Regions from separate parts of the Homo sapiens genome. Here region 2 is linked to region 1. A link is an interaction called in ENCODE POLR2A ChIA-PET data of the cell type or tissue named here. Cell type or tissue: K562. All regions are shown on one strand. Links, peaks and the distances in the headings refer to the core of each region. The heading gives the core; the rest is flanking DNA. Region 1 overlaps SLC44A5 (solute carrier family 44 member 5). Region 2 overlaps SLC44A5 (solute carrier family 44 member 5).

Region 1 (2,816 bases), core at 49-2,548:
CATCTCCTAAAGAATATATCTTATCATTTAACAACAACTCTCTAACAACTTTGCTCTGAGTCAACTAAATTCCTCATAATGTCTTTCACAAGAGGGAGGTAGGGTTGTCTCTTAGAAAGTAAGACATCTCTTTGGATTGCTGAAAGCAAGCTCCTTGGCCAATGGCCATTTCCCTTTAGAGTTTACAGTGTGGAATAATCTTGAGACAGCTGATGTAGGACCAGCTCAATCATGGAGAAAAGTGGTCGGGACTGAAATGGCATAGTCACTGAAATCATAAAGGTCATTTTTTAAAAACATACCATGATGGAGACAGAAACCCATTTTTATCACACTCTGAACTGACTTTAAGTTTCAATCTCTTAAGCAAAGGCTGTCTTTGTTTTTGTCATCACACAATGTCCTATAAATTGTGAGCACTAGGTTAAATGATTATATTTTAAGGGATAATAATATAATATTGTTATGATGAAACACTCTTGAAATTGGAGTGGCATGCCCAGAGTGATGTTGCAATCCAGCTACCTGAGAGACAGAGGTGGGAGGATTGCTTGAGCCCAGGAGTTCAAGACCAGCCTGGGCAACATAGTTAAACCATGTCTCTAAAAATTGTTTTTAAATTGGGATGGGCAGGCCAATCCCAAACTCACTTAAACATACCCAATTTAAGAAGACTTTTAAACTTCAAATTTTGAAATTGTTCTTTGACAATTATGCATGCTAATAATGGGCTTCCCTATTACCTAAAGCCAAATAAATGGATGAATGGGGGCATGAACAGAAGGATGGACAGACAGTAGATATAGATGAAAGAATAGACAGGGATAATTGAAAGAAAGAATGAGAAAGAGGAGGGGAAAGGTGGGTAAGAAGGGAGGAAAGGAGGGAGACAATGAGAATTTCAACTGGGAATGATAAACTATAAGAAGTCAGTTTAGAAGAAATAATAATTTTGGTCTGAAAGACTCGCAAAATGAAGTAGAATTAAGAGGCATAAGTTAAAATAGCATCATGATAGCTAAAGAAAATCATTTCCACCACTTTAGAGTATGCTTGTAAGAAAATAGAGTACAGTGGGGCAGTGGGCAGGGGGAGATTGTACTGTTTTTAACAATACACTATTTTTCAATTATCCATAATTTACTGAAAAATAAATTCCAACTCTGTCCTATTTTAGACAACACTGTCATATGTTCAAGTTTGCTTTGACAGGGAGAAAGGTCAAGGGTTTTTTTTAAATATGACTCAGCAATATATTCCTGAGGTCAGTTGTCCTGACACAGGGTAGCAGGGGTTGAAACACAGTAACACTTAACTCGTTAACAGAAAAGCTCTCATAAGCTCAAAATGGGATGTACATACAGCAATAAACTCTGTTCAACCTTACACAAGGACACAAAAGTGAAAAACAAAAACAGGGGTAGCATTCAAATTTCAAACAGCATAGTGGGCCCACTGAAATATCACATTGAAGTTGAGGGAAGTCAACCACATGATCATACTTTTAAATACTATTCACAGATGGACTAGTTTAAAATGCAGTCAAAACAAGAAAAAGTCTAAAAGCAGGGAAATAGTGTAACGTCTGGGACGACATAAGCATTGGGATGAAGTGCAGACAGCACAGAGGTAGGCGTCAAGGATCTTCTGTCATTCTTAATTCTATAAAAAAAATCACAACTTCTTCAGGTTTCATTTTCTCTTCTGAAATGTGAATATCTGTCTGACTTGCCTCTTGAGATCATTTTATAGTGATTAAAGAGCTAATATTTGTGAAAACAGTTTAAAAACCATAGAGTACTACAAAACATAAAGGAGAATTTGAATTTAAAAACAGGTTAAGATAATGGAGGCTCCCAGTGTCATCTGGTCCCAGGCTGATGCTTGACAGGTAAAACTGGAATTTGCTGCCCCAAACTATAGTAATTCTCCGGAATTTTTTGCTTTGCTTGTGCAGAGAAAAGGAATACACCAAAAAGGTAGAAGCTCAAATATAGGAGGTGCTGCCGTACTGCTGTGGTCTGAGTGAATAGGTGCCCCTTTAAGTTACAAATGTCACTTGCCTACATCCTGGACTCCTCCACATTCTAATGAGAGTATTGGGACAGACATCACATGAGGCTTAATCTGGAAGAACTAGAAAAAAAACAATGCACGCAGTGTACAAGTCATCAGGGGCCCTCGTTTAGCCAGCAGCATCCTTTTCTGGTCTTTGGGTTTCACAAAATAATAGAGGAAAAAGACATACTCTGAAGAAATCCCAAAACAGGAAGAGAAGGAGCAGGAGGAGAGGAAGCACAACACTCACAGTGCCCAGGAAAGTGGTGATGGTGAAGAAGTTGTTTAAAAGAGCTCAGATATCTCCCCTGCAAAAGCAACTGCCTGAGGAGTCTACAGCAGGTGAATAGTTTTCAAGGTCTTTTAATTTGGATAAAATGACCAAAGAGGAGGAGGATGCTTGTGACTTTAGTACAAACGACATGTAACAGAACCTGGTTTCTTAATGTTTTGAGCAAACTGCTGGAGTGTTCTATGTGTATAATGCACCAGTGTGTTATGGCATGACGTAAACTGTATAAATTTTGTAAATATGTATCATAATATATTCATGAAAACAATCAGGACTTTTTTTTAAAAAAAAAAAAAGAATAAGTTAAGAATAATTGAGAAATCCCTGTATTTGGGATCCAGGTCACTTTTTTCTTTCCTGGTGTAATGTTTTCAAGGGGAAAAGTGATTCAGACATCTTATCTCTCTGCTTTTCCTTTCAAGAGTCTGCCCTGCCAGATTCTTTTTCCCACCCCCTCATCTCTCAG
Region 2 (2,816 bases), core at 74-2,573, 52 kb before region 1:
GGAAAACAGGTTATCTATATGCAGAAGAACGAAAGTAGATGCCTATCTCTCGCCATATACAAAAACTAAATCAAAATGGATTGAAGGTGTAAATCTAAGACTTCAATCTATGAAATTACTAAAAGAAAACTTCAGGGAAACTCTCCAGGACATTGTTCTGGGCAAGAATTTCTTGAGTAATACCCCACAAGTGCAGGCAATCAAAGCAAAAATGGACAAATGAGATAACATTAAGTTAAAAAGTTCTGCACAACAAAGAAACAATCAACAAAGTGAAGAGACAACTCACAAAATGGGAGAAAATATTTGCAAACAACCATACGACAAGAGATTCATAACCAGAATACATAAGGAACTCAACTCTATAGGAAAAAAATCTAATAATCCAATCAAAAGATGAACAAAAGATTTGAATAGACATTTCTCAAAAAAAAGGCATACAAAAGGCATATAACAAGGTTTTCAACACCATTGATTATCAGAGGAATGCAAGTCAAACTACAATAAGATATCATCTCATCCCGGTTAAAATGGCTTATGTCCAAAAGACAGGCAAAAACAAATGCTGGAAAGGAGAGGAGAAAAGGGAACTTTCATACACTGTTGGTGGGAATGTAAATCAGTGCAACTACTATGGAGAACAGTTTTGAGATTCCTCAAAAAATTAAAACTAGAGATACTATATGATCCAGGAATCCTACTGCTGGGTATACACCCAAAAGAAAAAAGATCAGTGTATCAAAGAGATATCTGCATTCCCATGTTTGTTGTAGCGCTCTTCACGATAGCCAAAATTTGGAAGCAACCTAAGTGTTCATCAACAAATGAGTAAATAAAGAAAACATCATATTATACACCATGTAGTACTATTCAGCCATAGAAAAGAACTAGAGCCTGTCATATGCAACAACATGGATGAAATTGGAGGTCATTATGCTAAGTGAAATAAGCCAGGCACAGAAAGACAAACATTCCATGTTCTCACTTATTTGTGGAAACTAAAAATCAAAATAATTGAACTCATGTTGATAGAGAGGAGAAGGATGGTTACCACAGGCTGGGAAAGGCAGCAATGGGGTTTGGGGGATGTGGGGATGGTTAATGGGTACAAAAAAAATAGAAAGAATGAATTAGACTTAGTATTTGACAGCACAACAGGGTGACTATAGTCAATGATAATTTAATTGTACATGTAAAAATAACAAGAAGAGCATAATTTGATTATTAGTGACCCAAGAGATAAATGTTTGAGGGGATGGATACACCCATTTTACATGATGTGATTATTATACATTGCATACCTGCATCAAAATATCTCATGTACCTCATAAATATATACACCTGCTATGTACCCACAAAAATTAAAATGAAAAATTAAAAATGTATATATATTGCATGCCAGGTATGCAAGTTTTAATTTTTTAGTAGCTGCATTAAAAAGGTAAAAAGAAACAGATGAAATTAATTTTAATAATGCCTTTTACTCAACCCAATATATTCAGATTATCATTTCAACATGTAATCAATATAAATTCATTTATTTGAGATAAAAATGAGATATTTTGAATCCTTTTTGTTTTAACCAAGTCTTTGAAGGCTGGTCTGTATTTTACATTTACAGCTCATCTCAATTCAGACTAGCCACATTTCAGGTGCTCAATAGCTTCATGTGAAAAGAGGCTACCATCTTGGACAGCACAGTTGAAGACTAACTGATTGATAAAAGAATGTTGAAAATACTTATGAAAGGTAAATGATGACATAATAAGCGTGAGCTGTAACACCATGTGCCACTTAAGAAGACAATAATACCATTTATATAATTTAGATGCAGATTTTACTAGCATTCCCAGAAAAAAAAAAGTGTAGTGAATTTCTTCTTCTTTCCTTTTGGCAATATCATTCTGAAACCAGTGTGTGTAGAACTTAGGGGAAAAAATCACTAAAATGGTACGGCGTATAATGGAATAAAAATATTATGCCATTGGGATAAGGTGTCCTGGCTTTGAGACAAAAAGTAGAGTCAGACTGAGCACAGTGGCTTATGCCTGTAATTCCAGCCTTCTGGGAGGTGAGGCAGAAGGATTGCTTGAGACCAACGGGAGACATAGCAAGACGCTGTCTGAACGATAAGTAAATATTATCTGGGCATGGTGGTGTATGCCTGTAGTCCTAGCTACTCAGGAAGCTGAGGTGGGAGGATCATTTAAGCCCAGGAATTCGAGGTTACAGTGAGCTATAATCACACCACTGCACTCCAGCCTGGGCGACAGAGAGAGACCTTGTGAAGAAAAAAAAAAAAAAAAAAAAAAAAGTAGAGTCAACGTATCCTGACTCCCATAATAAAAAATTGCAGTTCAAAGGGAGGAGGGCTTCACGGATGACTTGCATATTTCCTAAGCTCCTAAAACATTCTTTAGAGGCAAGTATTTATCACCAACCTTTCTATTTGACAGCATATTAAAGATATTCCTACAGTTTTGGTGTTTCTGTAAGAGCAACTAAGGAATAACCCTGGAAAGATAAGAGCTTTTCATAACAACCAAGCTTTCAAACCAATCAATCCTCAAGACAATACTTTTTAAAAAAATTGAATGAAGTCTACACGTGAAGCTAAAAGCTTTGGTTTTCAAGAACCCTAGGGCTATACTTTAAAACAGCAGTAAAAAACATACTCAAAGATGGAAGAGAATGAGCACTCAAGAGAAACCAAGTGAATGTACAGTTGTGCCCTACCTTATAAATGTTCCTCACGTACTGCCACAGCTAAAATTAGGTCCCCACGTTTGAAATAATCCTTCCACAAAAGGTAGTTT

The links. ChIA-PET counts read pairs that join two places held together with the same protein. Peaks named below come from ENCODE experiments on the same cell type or tissue, not always from the same donor. Only the 100,000 strongest peaks of a DNase experiment are listed, where the experiment ranks them.
Region 2: POLR2A ChIA-PET joins it to region 1 with 8 read pairs; 2 of 35 experiments call an interaction of 5 or more read pairs at or near these places.

What each region holds. Positions count from the first base shown.
Region 1 is chr1:75,519,725-75,522,540 of GRCh38, forward strand. All of the region lies in intron 2 of SLC44A5 (solute carrier family 44 member 5), which reads right to left. It also overlaps the pseudogene LOC100422213. Among named protein-coding and RNA genes, the nearest start is that of SLC44A5, 90 kb to the right of the region's middle. In K562, for the core only: no CTCF peak of the experiment used is centred there; a DNase peak (open chromatin) is centred at 1,277.
Region 2 is chr1:75,467,611-75,470,426 of GRCh38, forward strand. The region is part of intron 2 of SLC44A5 (solute carrier family 44 member 5); the gene reads right to left. Among named protein-coding and RNA genes, the nearest start is that of SLC44A5, 140 kb to the right of the region's middle. In K562, for the core only: no CTCF peak of the experiment used is centred there; no DNase peak of the experiment used is centred there.